2 separate regions of the Homo sapiens genome follow, and region 2 is linked to region 1. Evidence: chromatin contacts called from ENCODE Hi-C or POLR2A ChIA-PET data. All regions are on one chromosome and are shown on one strand. The core of a region is the stretch at or near the end of the contact, and the rest is flanking DNA. Distances in the headings are between cores, read along the strand shown. Region 1 overlaps ZNF608 (zinc finger protein 608). Region 2 has its middle 110 kb from the start of ZNF608.

What was found. A loop is a pair of places that touch in the nucleus more often than their neighbours do. ChIA-PET counts read pairs that join two places held with the same protein, here RNA polymerase II (POLR2A). Pooled maps may share reads with other maps.
Region 2: a map of CD14-positive monocyte shows a loop between it and region 1 (6-fold over the local background). The contact joins two enhancer-like sites. A Hi-C loop is called at or near these places in 2 of 168 maps with a recorded cell type or tissue (CD14-positive monocyte and natural killer cell) and 2 of 50 pooled maps. POLR2A ChIA-PET finds 5 or more read pairs at or near these places in 1 of 52 experiments (MCF 10A).

The regions. Positions count from the first base shown.
Region 1 is chr5:124,650,517-124,658,112 of GRCh38, reverse strand. The region is part of intron 3 of ZNF608 (zinc finger protein 608); the gene reads left to right. Among named protein-coding and RNA genes, the nearest start is that of ZNF608, 92 kb to the left of the region's middle. RefSeq lists an enhancer at 6,030-6,079. Within about 2 kb of position 2,677, at least 19 of the 41 ENCODE cell types and tissues checked have a DNase peak (open chromatin) inside an H3K27ac peak, as active enhancers do.
Region 2 is chr5:124,857,727-124,864,620 of GRCh38, reverse strand. No RefSeq gene overlaps it. Among named protein-coding and RNA genes, the nearest start is that of ZNF608, 110 kb to the right of the region's middle. Within about 2 kb of position 4,865, at least 2 of the 41 ENCODE cell types and tissues checked have a DNase peak (open chromatin) inside an H3K27ac peak, as active enhancers do.

The DNA.
Region 1 (7,596 bases), core at 1,428-3,927:
CTGCCTGTCCCCAAAGTAGGGACTCCAGGAACCTTAGCAGGAACTACTAGAGGAACGGTCTACACAATAAGGGGTACATATTGTATATGAATGGTGCAGTACATATATTTTATTTTATTTTAAAGCTGGCCTCAAGTCATCAAGGGCAATGTTGCTTTAGGATATGTATGTTTGCCTAACTTAAAAGCAAATATTTTTGTTACTGATCAAAATTCCTGATTAAAAATTACTTTCTAAAGATCTCCATGTGATTTTTTTTTATGATGCTCTTTGTTACTTAAAATGTCTAAATTACACCTAAGACATTTTGTAACTAGGACACTTGCTTGGTAGAACATATGTTTTGATTATTTAAAAGAAGTAAAGCATGTCTTTCCACAGTAAACATTAATTGATCTCTAATGATCTGTTTTTGTTTGTTTGTTTGTTTGTTTTTTTGAGATGGAGTCTCGCTCTGTCGCCCAGGCTGGAGTGCAGTGGTGCGATCTCAGGTCACTATAAGCTCTGCCTCCCGGGTTCACGCCATTCACCTGCCTCCGCCTCCCGAGTAGCTGGGACTACAGGTGCCCACCACCAGGCCCGGCTATTTTTTATTTTTTTATTTTTTTATTTTTTAGTAGAGACTGGGTTTCACTGTGTTGGGCAGGATGGTCTCGATCTCCTGACCTCGTGAGCCACCCGCCTCGGCCTCCCAAAGTGCAGGGATTACAGGCGTGAGCCACTGCACCTGGTCTCTAATGATCTGTTTTGATTTAGTATTTCTTTTCATGTTATATCTTGGGCCCTGTAAGTTTTCACTGATGCTTAAACTTGGTCAGTGAAAATATCGTCACCATCTATATGTGCGGTGCAGCCTCCCACGTGAACATATGGGACAGCATCTTAGTGTTACCGGTGGTGCCTTATAAAAGTCTTATTTCTGCTCCCTCTTCTTACTCACAAGACTCCTTAACAGGCCATTGTATCTTCTAGAAGTGGGAAATGATAATGTTACTAGGGAAGCAAGAAAAAAGCAGCTTGGGCTTCTTTTAGCTGACCAGTCAGCTGGATATTGACCACCTGTCTTCATGGGAAAGAAATAGATGGCAGTGAATAAGCGAGAGTCTAGTTTTCCAAAGAAGCTCAATGATTTTCCCAAATCAATACAGCTCATCAGGCCTCAGAACAAAGGCTGCAGGGGAGGTGACAGTGATGGAAGTGGCTCTGTGTTCTTTTGTGTATTAAACCATAAGGCCCATGGGGAAACAAGGTTTCTTTAGCTGTGTGTGTGTGTGTGTGTGTGTGTGTGTGTGTGTGTGTGTGTGTGTGTGTGTTTAGGGCTTATTCTGTGTATTTAGGGGGAAAATCCTTTCAGATTTTTTTTTTAAAAAAGGATTTCCATAGATTGTATACCAATGACCAAATGTACTTTTGAAAGAGATAAGTACAGTCAAGTAAGAAAGATTATCATGTTTTAAAATGCAGAGTAGAACAGCATTTTTCCATTGCTTTTGTTATTGCTTAAGGTTTCATTTTTTGTTGTCGTTGTATGTGGATTGGGTTTAGATGAACCAAAAACAAGTCTGTGTTCAGATTAACCTCTGGCAAACCAAGAATCGTAACTACCCTCCCATAAACAAACCCTGTTCCTAATGCCCTGAAAATAACACCAAACCCTAATAGGAATGCTCAACTGTCATCTGAGAGGTTATAATTAACGCAGATAGAGTGATGCCAACATATTCCAGCCGCTGACAGAGAAGATCTATCCAAACCAGCAATTTTTAGCCCTTCAGTCCTTTAATCTTTAAGCTCACTGTGCTTTCATAAAGTAGTACATTAACACCAGAGCAGTGTGTCTCTGGGGTTTATGACTGGGGTGGCGGCACACTAGGGCATAAAGTGTTTCATTACACTTCCTTTTGTTAGTACTGCCCTATCTCCCAAGCTCCATTGCCATACACTATTTGTTCAGATAAAGCCCTATGTTCAGGGTGACTAATCGCAGCACTGTGTTCCAGATGGTTTGATTACAGGATGTGTTTAAAGTGACTCTTCAAACATTCAGCCCAGCGGTAGGGCTCTTTAAAAAAAAAACATACTGCATTTTATGGTCATGTGACAACACTTACTTTTCCTGTCCTAGTGCTCTATATATACTTGGCACAGGTAATGGGAAAGTCCCTCTGATTTTTGGCTGGCAGGTATTTTATGAGCAACCTTAGTTGTACATTTTAAATTTTCCCAAATAATTATATTTGAAGAAGGATCTGTCTGAAGGTTATAAGCTCCGAGGCTGGAACAGCGAAGCTTGTGCTATACAAGATTCAGCCTTTACAAAGTACCAGTATTGAATACCACAGAGTGACGACAACATAATAATGGGGGGAGGGAGTCCTGAACAAAGAAATGGTGATAAATCATACCTTGCACAATAGTCACGTTGTGTAAAAATGGAGGGTAATATGATATCTGAAATATATGAATTTTATCCTGTACTCATGAAATCAGCATATTGTGACATTTTGTCACCAATGTTTCACTAGAAAAAAATATATAAAAGGAAAGAAATGTGTAAACTTTCTTTTTTAAAGGCATATGGCATGAATGGGTTACCATTTGGTGTTATTCGAATGAGGTTTCTGTTTTCTGCCTGGATGCACATCAAATGCATCCAGATGTGGTAGTCTGAGAGAGTTCAAAAAAACTTCTGTCTGATTCCAAACTCAGCATTTGCGATGCTTGGCAAAGACTTCTGTCCCGGGGATGAGGCACTTTAAAGACTCTGAAGCAGTCTTTAAACTCAATACAAACAGAATTATGTCAATCCACTGGGAAATCAGGCATTTGCCCCGTTCTTGAGGAAACAGCTTCACAAATACCAGAAATAATAATTCATAAACCACATTTATAACATCTTGGGAGCAAAGCCTCTCCACAGAGAATGTCTATCATCTATAAAACTAGTGGGAGATTATGCTTATTGAAAAAGTATGGTAGTAATAAAAGGAAGTCACTGAGTAGGATTCAGTCTAGACTCTCTCTCTCGTCAGTCCTCGTGTAGTTAGTTCCTAGGTGTTTAATGAATTCTCACTATTAGGTAGCCACTGTGCCGCCAGGGGTTGTGGGTGCAGACACTGCTCCTATTTTCAAGGAGTGTCATCTAGTTGGAAGAGTTAGGCATACTGTGTATACAAGCAGAGTAAAATATTATGGGGGCCATGTATTACGGTAGGACAAATAGCCTTAAGTTCAGACCTGGGAAGTTCTCCTTGTCATTCAGGGTCCCAGATGAAGGAGACTCTGCCACCTTTATCCTGAGGACTTCGAGATCACAATAGCCATTTCCATTGCAGCCAGACAGAAAGGGATGAGAGGTTCTTATGGGCCAGGCCTGGAAGTGGCCCACATTCATCAGTTCTCTCACTTGCTTTCTGTAGGACTCAGTCACATGGCTGCATCGGACTGATAGGGAGGCTGAGAAGGAGTCTAGTTGTGAGCTCAGAAAGGGGAGGGAAACATGGCTCGTACGTTTCCATCAGGGCAAGAACTGTGTATGCAGTGCTGTGGGGATCCAGGAGAGAATGGCTGTCTTTTGGCAGTGTGCCTGGTATGCGTGTGTCTAGGGCAAGGATTCACAGAAGTGAGAACCTTTGCATTTGTCTCCATTTGCTTCTAATTCATTAGGAACTTTAACTTTCCCTAGGGATTTGGACTAAGGCATCTTCAAGGTTTCTTTTAGGGGAATTAAAAATGTGACATGAAGAACGGTTGAAGAAACTTGTCTAGGCTGGAGAGTAAAGAAGACATAGAGGCTGGGTGTGGTGGGTCACACTGTAATCCCAGCATTTTGGGAGGCTGACGGGGGAGGATTGCTTGAGGCCAGGAGTTCAAGACCACCCTGGGCAACATACTGAGAGCCCATCTCATTAAAAAAAAATAGGAAAAAGACAGTGAGCAGGAGGTGGGGAGAATGCCAACATGGTCATTATCCTTGCCTGGATGAAAGGCTGTTGAGTGGATGATGGGTGGACTGCATCTGCAGGGTATCAGGAGGCTCAGCCAGGACCAAGGTATTCAAAGACAAATTTAGTTTAACACAAGGAACAACTTTTTAACAAGATGGCTGGAAAATAGGCAATCCTGGGGGAGTGCTGGTGAAATCTTCTATCAGTGATGAAGCTGGAGAGAAAAAGGACACACACACACGCACACAAAGTCCTGAGGGTGTTGCACCAACAGTGCAGTTGGCTTCCTGGTCTTATAGCTATTGCGCCCTTGGAACTTTGGCCCATCATGGTTCTTTACGCCTCTTACTATCTTGCAAGCTTTAGGCTTCTACTCCTATTGCCAGTTCTTTGGAACTTCCATATTTCTCATTCAGATTCCCAACATAAGTCCCTGTTGGGCTGGCTGCCTTTGCTCCAGGTGCCCATCACTGGTCCAGTCAGATGGGGGCAGGGTTAGGATCACTGGTCTAGGTGGGGGCACCATGAACATGAAATCCAGGGTCTAGCCTGACGTGATAGCATAAGGGGCCTACTGTAAAAATGCAGGTAATAGACAAAACTATACTTCCACTTGTGCATCACAGTGTATGCCTGTGTCTCTTCTGTTCTTTTCATGCACAGACTCTTGAAGTACAGAGTTTGGATGGAGCTCCAAGTAAAACATGGTTGATTCCATAGCACTAAATAGGCACCTAATGTGTACCCTGTAGACACACACAATAAGTGTTTGTTGGGCTTGACATCTTCCTGGAAACCCTTTACAAAGGACATAACAGAACACTGACTGAAATCCTTATGAGGTCTCAGGCTTTTTTGGCTTGAGGAAGTAACAGGCTCAGGTTATATAATAAAGACCTTGTTCTTATTAAATGTTCTGTAGGTAATAGGCCTTTGGGGGCAGCATCTTAGACAAAGTGTTAACAGTACAAAGAAGAAAGCTGTGTGTGGTCAGCACACTCTCAAACCATCCATTGTACTCTTCAGCTGTATTCTTACTTTATTAGTAATAAGCCTCAGATGAAATGTTACAGGGCATTAGCTCTCTGACAAAGGCCAGGCCCAGTCCATGGGTGGAAAGGGAAGAATAATAAACCTGGTAGAATACTTGAATATAAAGATGAAAAGTACCTGTATAGAACGTCCCCAACACCTAGCTCACTGGCTAGATGTTTGAATAAATGTGCGTGAAAAGAAACTAATCTTTCTGGAATAAGTGTACACTTATTTCCAATTCACATGTGAGAAATAGAACTTTATGCCCAGATTTATAAAATACAAATTTGCACTTTTAAAGAACTAATTTTCATCATGGGCATTTATGCCTTCAGTAAGTGTAGTCTGCTTTATGTGACTGTGGGTTATAAAATGTTCAAGATTTTGAGATTTCAGCAAAATGATAAATCATTTACAAGTTTTAGAACCTAAACACCGCCTTTATACTTGGCCCTTCACAATGGGGTGTTGTCTAAACATAGACCTTCTTACAAAGAAACAGTACACTGTGTAGTTTATATGAGAAACATTCCTTAAGCCTTCATTCCAATATAGAGTGGCAGATTTGGCTGTGTAAACATGTGCCTGTATATATTCGGATGTGAATTGTGGGCAGATTTAAACACTCTGTGGCATTGTGAAGCGGCTCGTACATATAAAGAAAGATAGACACAAGCACACATATTTAATTAGCACTGCTTGATGGAGACTGTTCAAAATCTCCTTGGGTGTAAAGCATTTGTTTTGAGCATTTTAAATACGGAGTGCTTCTGGAAAAATAAGGGTTACTTATTTAGGCCCTTTGAGGTTGAAAATGGATTTTTCTTTCCAGGACTTGATTCCTTCCGAGTGCAAATAACAACGGCATCACTTGTACTTCGATAAGAGGTCTGCTTGTGTGGCTTCCAGAAAGAGCAGCAGGAGATGTGAATAATTTTACAGTGAGGAAGTTGCAACTGCAGATTAGCCTTTGTGACAGCTTCAACCTGTGGCCCCAGATAACCAGTGATTAATTGCCTGCCCTGGGTCCCTTCCTTTTTTCAGACTCCAGGTTTCCCTTGAGCCTGTATTGAGACGGTGAATTTCGTTCTGAGGGTTCTGCGTGGGCCGGCGTGTTGTGTGGAGCCGCGTGGCGCGGGGAGCGCAGCACGGTCACGCAGACCGAAGCTTTCACTGCACGGCCGGACTCGTTAGTGCGAATGAGCCTGTGTCCCGCGTGCACCGAGGGAGCCGAGCAGCGCAGGCGGCCCTCTAGCCCCGCACGGCCAGCGCGCCGTGGGGGATGCGTCCCTTTGCCTCCGCCACGCTCACCTCTACCCGACCGCTGCCTCTGTGCTCCGGGCGGCCGCCTCGGCCCAGCCAATCAGACGCGAGTGCTCGCAGCGGGCGCCGGCCAATCCGCGGCCAGCGTTCTCTGGAAACGCGAAACCCTTAGGGGAAAAGCAATAACAAAAGCCTTTCACTGCAGACAAATGTTAAGTGTCTGTGCAGACTTTTCCTGTTTTTAATTTTATTACTGCAAGAATGGAAGGTTTGTTGTTTCTTTCATGTTTCCTTTCAAGCAATTTTAATTATATATTTGTGCTACATCAGGGACTCTGGAACGCAGTGATTCAGCCTATTGGATCTAAAGCTAAAATGCAGTAACCTTCTGGCAGTACAGATATATTCCTGCACTGTAAATATAGCTGACATGCTAAAGAATTTTAAGCAGCTGCAAAGGTCTTTGACACCACACACAGTGCCCCAGAGAGAAGATGATGAGAAAACCAGCTCAGTCTTCCCCTTTGCCTCCTCTCCCACCCCCTCCCCTTTCCTGAAGGGATGTGTTCATAAAGAATCCTTTCCTCCAATTGTTCTGTCTTGTGCAGATTTTGACCAAATGCCTAATTACCATGGATTCTCATCGCAATAGGAAATTTTATACACAATGGTTTTAAAAAAATTTCCTGAGGGAATTTCATTGGAATCAGCTATGATTTGAGGAAATACTTGCTTTGCTCCATCCTAGCCTTTCCCCTGCTAGCCTATTGCTACAGTACACTGAATTAACACAGAGTAAATAATTCAGCTGTTGCCTAAGTAATAGCAACATAGACCATATGGGAAACAATTTTAAAATCTCCTTTTGAGACTTTGGAAAGAAATCGTTCTCCATTACTTGAGTCCCAACCATTGAAATATTTTACCTGCTGTTAAAAGGTTCCCAAGGAAATGAGTCTTACCTTGTCAGGTTTCCCTTACTGTAAAGGAGCCCACTACAGGTTTTCTGTAAAATTCACAATGGCAATGGTAATGCAAGTGAGCAAACTAGCTAGAAACAGATTTTGACTAATGTCTTCTGGTGCTTCCAAGAAAGAGTAGGGGTAGATGCAGAAAAGAAAACAAAGGCTCAGTTAAATATTTTATTTCTTTACCCTAATAATTTATGTATGTCTCAAAATCAAGGTTCTATTAAAATATGCTTTAAAGAAGTGATTTTTGTAATTTGGCATTTGTCCTCTCAGAAATAAAGAGGATATTATATTTTCTCTGTGACATTTGGTATACTAAGCACACTTAAGTTTAGTAATTCACAGATGCAGTGCTAAATTAAATTGTCTGTCTGAAAAGC
Region 2 (6,894 bases), core at 3,616-6,115, 200 kb before region 1:
CTGTAGTTTTTATGTACAATAATTGTGTTAGCCAGGCCAACACACATGTGTTTCTTTATGTGAGGTAAAAAAATAGAATATAAATTTTACTTAGCAAATATTGGATATTATCATGCTTACATTTCATTTCAACATGGTTTTTTTGTTGTTACTCAAGTATTTGACTAATTATAGGAAGATTTTAAAACTTTAGAAATGGGGGAAGAAACTGAATTCACGCTCTTTCTAATTTTCTTTTAGCAAAAATATAGAGTTTAGGTCTGTCTTAGTCTGTTTTGTGTTGCTATAACAGAATACTTAAAACTGGCCAATTTTTTTTTTTTTTCCGAGATGGAGCCTAGCCCTGTCGCCCAGGCTGGAGCACAGTGGTGCGATCTCGGCTCGCTACAAGCTCCACCTCCCGGGTTCAAGCGATTCTCCTGCCTCAGCCTCCCAAGTAGCTGGGATTACAGATTCACGCCTCCATGCCCAGCTAATTTTTATATTTTTAGTAGAGATGGGGTTTCACCATGTTGGCCAGGCTGGTCTCAAACTCCTGACCTCGTGATCCACCCCCCGCCAGCCTCCCAAAGTGCTGGGATTACAGGCGTGAGCCACCACACCCGGCCTGAAACTGGCTAATTTGTTTTTAAAGATTTATTTAGCTCATGGTTCTGCAGGCTGGGAAGTTCAAGATTGGGCAGCTACATCTGGTGGCTTCTGGTGAATGCCTCATGCTGCATCAGAACATGGCAGAGAAACAAAAGGGGAAGCAGGGCTGGGCACGGTGGTTCACACCTGTAATCCCAGCACTTTGGGAGGCCAAGGCAGGCAGATCACCTGAGGTCTGGAGTTTGAGACCAGCCTGACCAACATGGAGAAACCCCATTGCTACTAAAAATACAAAATTAGCTGGGTGTGGTAGCACATGCCTGTCATCTCAGCTATTCTCGGGAGGCTGAGGCAGGAAAATCGCTTGAACCTTGGAGGCAGAGGTTGCTGTGAGCCAAGATTGTGCCATTGTACTCCAGCCTGGGCAACAAGAGCCAAACTCTGTCTCAAAAAAAAAAAGGGGGGGGGAGGGAAGCAGGCACTTGCCAAAAAGGGCAAACATTAGAGGTGTCCTCACTTTGTAACTACCTGCATTCTTGGTAACTAACCCAGTCCCTTGAGAGTGAGAACTCACTCTTGAGACAAAGGCATTGAGACCTCTTAATGACCTAATTGCTGTTTTTTTTGTTTTTTTATTTTTTTGAGACAGAGTCTTGCTCTGTTGCCCAGGTGGGAGTGCAGTGGCGCGATCTCGGCTCACTGCAAGCTCCACCTCCCAGGTTCATGCCATTCTCCTGCCTCAGCCTCCCAAATAGCTGGGACTACAGGTGCCCGCCACCACGCCCAGCTAATTTTTTTTTTTTTGGTATTTTTAGTAGAGATGGGGTTTCACCATGTTAGCCAGGATGGTCTCCATCTCCTAACCTCGTGATCTGCCCGCCTCGGTCTCCCGAAGTGCTGAGATTACAGGCGTGAGCCACCGTGCCTGGCGCCTAATTGCCTTTTAAAGGTACCACCTCCCAACACTGCCACACTGGGGACCAAGCCTCAACATGAATTTTCGTGGGGACAAATCATATTCAAACAATAGTAAGGTCCAAACTAAAGCACTAACATGGGCAATAAGTATTTTCCTCTGAGTGGTGCATGGAGGAAGAACTTCATGTTTATCAAGAGTTATTATCAGTTGGCAGGGACAGTTGACAAGGTTTCCAACTGCACCCTTCTGTATGCCACTTTTCTCCCTGTAGTGGGAAGATTTTCCACTGCCCACGCAGGGTGTCATTTGGCAAACTGTCCCCCGTTCTTCCTTTTATATTTTTTTCTTTTTAGAGACAAGGTCTTGCTCTGTCACCCAAACTGGAGTACAATGGGATGATCTTCGCTCACTGCAACCTCTACCCCACAGGCTCAAGCAATCCTTCCACCTGAGCCTCCTGAGTAGCTGAGACCACAAGCACATACCACCACAATCAGCCAATTTTTAAGTTTTTTGGAGAGATAAGGTCTCCCTGTGTTGCCCAGGCTGGGCTCAAGTGATCCACCCACATTGGCCTCCCAAAGTGCTAAGATTACAGGCATGAGCCACTACATCTGACCACTGAGCCACCAAGCCCAGCCATCCTTCTTTCCTCCCTACAACCCACTATGCCTTTTGTGAACCAGATAATGCCACTGTTCTGCTCTCAGCTAATGAGAACAGATGGGCACATAATCCAAGGAGGATCAGTCTACAGATTGGCTAGGTGACCAGTGGCCTATGATCCAGGTTTTGGATTGCAAACGTGAACAGAACTAACTGGACTCCTATCTCAGGACATGAGAATCAGAAAACTGTTAATGAATCATGGAGCCACCGAAGAAGTGGGCAAAGATGGTACTAAGAATGCTATGAGATTGTCAGGTTTGGAAAGGACACTGTAAGCCAAAGTTACATGCAAGCTGAAATTATGAGGGAAAAGAGAAAGTCATATATTAGAGAAAAAATGCATCAGATACACAGGGAGAAGTAGATACATCTTGTGAGATGACACAGTCCATGAGGATGATGGCAGAGCTGCTTGCAAGAGCTGCCTTTGTGTCTAAGTCTTGCCATTTCAAGGTCTCTCCATGTATTTCTTTACCAATAAACCCTTTTGTTGAGTTAACTGGAGTAAGTCTCTGTCCCTTGCAGTTTAATAAACCTAATTGAAACTCTCTCTTCTATTGTTTCTTCTTCTATATCTACCATCTTCCAATGTCTCTTATTATCCTTCTAAGCCCCTTTCTTTCTTTTTTCTTCTTTTCTCCCCCATGCCTCATCCCTACCTATGCCTCAGGCATACTGCTAGGGCCCATCCTTATAGAAGACCCTAAAAAATGGAAAAGAAATAACACAGCAGTCTGGATATTTTTTAAGTGGCAACTTTATTGAGATGTGTATCATAATTCAGTATTTTAAAGTATACAATTTAGTGGGTTTTAGTATATTCAGAGTTGTACAGTCATCACAACTGTTTAATTTTAGAACATTTTCATCATCCCAAAAAGAAATCCCATACCCATAAGCAGTCATTCTCCATTTCCTCCTCCCCCTAGTCTCTGAGAACCACCAATCTACTTTCTGTCTCTACAAAGTTGCTTATTCTGGGCATTTCATATAAATACATTATGTACAAAATACAATAATTACAATACATGAGTAGCTTCTTTCACTTAGCATAATGTTTTCAAGGTTTTTCCATGTTGTTGCATGTACGAGTACTTCATTTCATTTCATCATTGAATAATATTCCATTGTATGGGTATACCACATTTTGCTAATTCACTCATATGTTGATAGGCCTTTGGGTTGTTTCCAGTTTGGGGCTGTTATGAATACTCCTGCTGTGAATATCTGCATACAGGTTTTTGTGTAGACATGTTTTCAGTTATCTTTGGTATATACCTAGGAATGGAATCGTTGGGTCATATGGCATAATGCAATATATTTAGTTGTCTTTTTGCTCCCCTTTCCCTTCTGCAGACCTTTGGCAGGTTTTGCAGCTATCACTCTATTATTTTCTTTATATTTTCTTTGCACGTTCCTGTTTTCAGTACATCTTTCCATTTTTCTCTTCTCTCTACTTTTCCTTTTATCTCATTATTTGAGTACATTTTTTAAAAAAACTCATCCTTAAGTAGCTTTCCCTGATGGCTTTTATTATATTTCCTTTACAATATTTTTCTTCTCTCTCCCTGTTGCTGATAATGCTTGAATAAACCCAGCTTCACCTAGAGGGAAATAAGTATCATGTTAGATACTTATTTCCCTCTAGGAATAGAATGACTTGAAGTAGTTCCGTAGAGTAAGAACTTCATAAACAGAAGCACATATTTAAGGGTGCATAGACAGAAGACTACAGTAGCTCATATTTAAATGACCATTGTGGTCATATTTTTATTCCTGTATTTGCCAAGTCTGACCACAAAACTTGATGTTGACCTGCAGTCTCTTCCATCCATCCATCTAAACAAACTGCAAATACAATGTGACTCCCAGGTAATTGCTGCGCTGCTGCTATAGGCTATGTCACCATCAGCAGTACTAACCCTTTGCCTCGGGCACCATATGAACAGTGACAGGCGAATCACCCTGATGAGATGAAGAACTCTAAGTGGATTGAGGGAGGCCTTTGACTCATCCCAGCCCCACAGCTTCCCACTCAGATGTGCTCTTACATTATTCCCACTGTAAACTCAAGTCAGAAGCCGAAAAGCACCAATTTTGCTCAGGGAGATGATTCAGTATTTTTAAAGTTTTTGACTGCTGACCAATTAAAAACCAGATGATACTGTTAACAACCTCTAAATAAGCCACGATTTAGAACCATAGAAGGCACCAAAGCACCTACCAGCCCTCCATGCTCAGTGTGAGTTTGAGAGAAATTCAAAGATAATTACAATGATGAGGAGGATGCTGATGACCTTAGGGATACTGGGCATGACTCACATCATTAACTGGAAAGCAGCAAATTCTGTTTCCTAAATATATCTCCAGTGAGCCTCCTATTTACTCCATTTCAGTATTTTTTTTCAAGATTCTGAAATAGTATCCATTTCCAGTTAATGATTTGACTGCTGCCCAATGTCCCTAAAGCCTTCACCATCATCTTTACCATTGTAATTATCATTGAATGTTTTTATACTCATACTGGGTACGGCTGCATATTAGATGAAGTAATGTGGCTGATTTCACATGTAACTTAAAAAGCATAGTTTCATCCATATTTAGTCAAACCACGTAGTTTATGCTATTGAAAATCTACCATTACTAAGACATTTGTTAACAAGCACTTTGCTAAGCCTTTCAGTCTGTGAATGGGGAAGTTGACACATTTTTCAAAAGGGAAAGCCACACAAGCTCATATTCCTAAAATTCATTAATATCATCATTTTGTAAAAGCCATTGGAGATTTTTCAGGACAAGGAGTGACATAAAGAAGCCTGATCCCCAAATTGGTTGGCATTGCCCTTAACTTACAATTTTGAATACTATTCATTGTGTCAGGCAATAGGACTTTTGAGGGTATGGTGGATACGAACAGTAATGAGTTTTGCTTTTATTTTAATTTTTGTGCTCTTTATTATCCAATATACCAAACCCCTTTCCAAATAAAGAGCTGGTGCCAATATCAGTCAGGGATTTTCTATCCATGAGTGTATTCTTATTCCTGTGTGATCAGACTTCAGAAAGAGTTCTAAAACAAGCAGTGCTGGTGGTGCTGGATTTTAGAGCAGAGATGCTATAAAAAGTGCACATTAGAGAAGTTTTGGATAACACAGCATGATGCAAATTGCTACCATACGCATCACTTACTGGAACCACGCCGATCTCAGCAGAGGGGACAGGAGTGACATCACCAGCACTGTGACTTGAACCACCCTCAGGAAAACACAGCTGATGGGACAGCAATGGTTGTAACAGCACAGAGACCTAGCAATGCACGCCATGTGAGACCAATCAAGAAGCAGTTGCTGGAGTTCTCAGTTTCATTTCTCAAATTTTATAGCTAGACCACATAAAAAAATTTATAAGAGAAGCCTGGGACATTTGGAGGCAATGAAGGGAAGTGGCACACTGAGCATCATTTTATTTTGTTCTTATCAGGTAAGAAATCACCAGAAATGAAAGCTTTCATAGTATCAGCGTTAATAACAAAATGACCTGTACAACAAGAACAGTTCAAGGGCTACTCTGTCCATTTCCTATGCCAAATAGCTCTTGCATTAACACTCTTGCTCTCTTCCCTAAAAGCTCACAGTGTTGAAATTAGAGAAGCCCCAGGGGTTACAACAGGCCAGAATACTGGGACAGACCATATCTAAATGATGCCAGACACTGAGAAATGCTATCAAGGACCAGCATTTTAAAAAATACCTAGAGAATTATCGAAATTTGTTCTGGCTTATTTTATTTTATTTTATTAGTATTTTTTGAGATAGTCTTGCTCTGTCACCTAGGCTGGAGTATAGTGGTGTGATCTCGGCTCACTGCAACCTCCACCTCCCGGGTTCAAGCAATTCTCTTGCCTCAGCCCCCCAAGTAGCTGGGATTACACGTGCACACCACTACACCCAGCTAATTTTCATATTTTAGTAGAGATGGCGTTTCTCCATGTTGGCCAGGCTGGTCTCAAACTCCTGACCTCAGGTGATTCGCCTGCCTTGGCCTCCCAAAGTGCTGGGATTACAGGTGTGAGCCACCACGCCTGGCCCTGATTTATTTTAAATTTAGTGTCAGCTCTCTGGCAATCTCAACTTCTCCTCTTTCTCAATCCAGTGGTTGGCTGGACATTCATTCTCTTAATACTCAGATGCAACCACTAGCTGACCATGAACTGACTCTGTTTCCTTTTGTTCAAAAATATTTATTAAATACGTTCTATGTGCCAGGTACTGACTAGGTGCTGGAGATGAAATGATTAACAAAACAAACATGATCCTTGCCCTCATGTTGTTTATATATTTACTTGTAGGGGAAGAGTAAGGGATATCAACCGAGTGCCACTCAAAAATGTAAGTAGGAACCACTGTTGTAGGAAAACAAAACAAAACAGGTGTTATGAATGAGTGTATGGGAGGAACATGCTTGGTCAGGGAAGACCATACCAGGAAATAGAACCAGATACCTCTTGCCACCTTCTCTTGTAGTGGCATCATCCATGATCCCTTCGTTCTATTGCCAGGACCATGGCAAGAGCCTTTGAAGCAGATTTTCTGATTCACATCCTTATCCCCAACTAGTTCATTTCCATATAGCAGCCAGAGGGAGCCTCCCAAAATGCATGGGAGGTAGTTTCTCTTTTTTTGAGACAGAGTCTTGCTCTGTCATCCAGGCTGGAG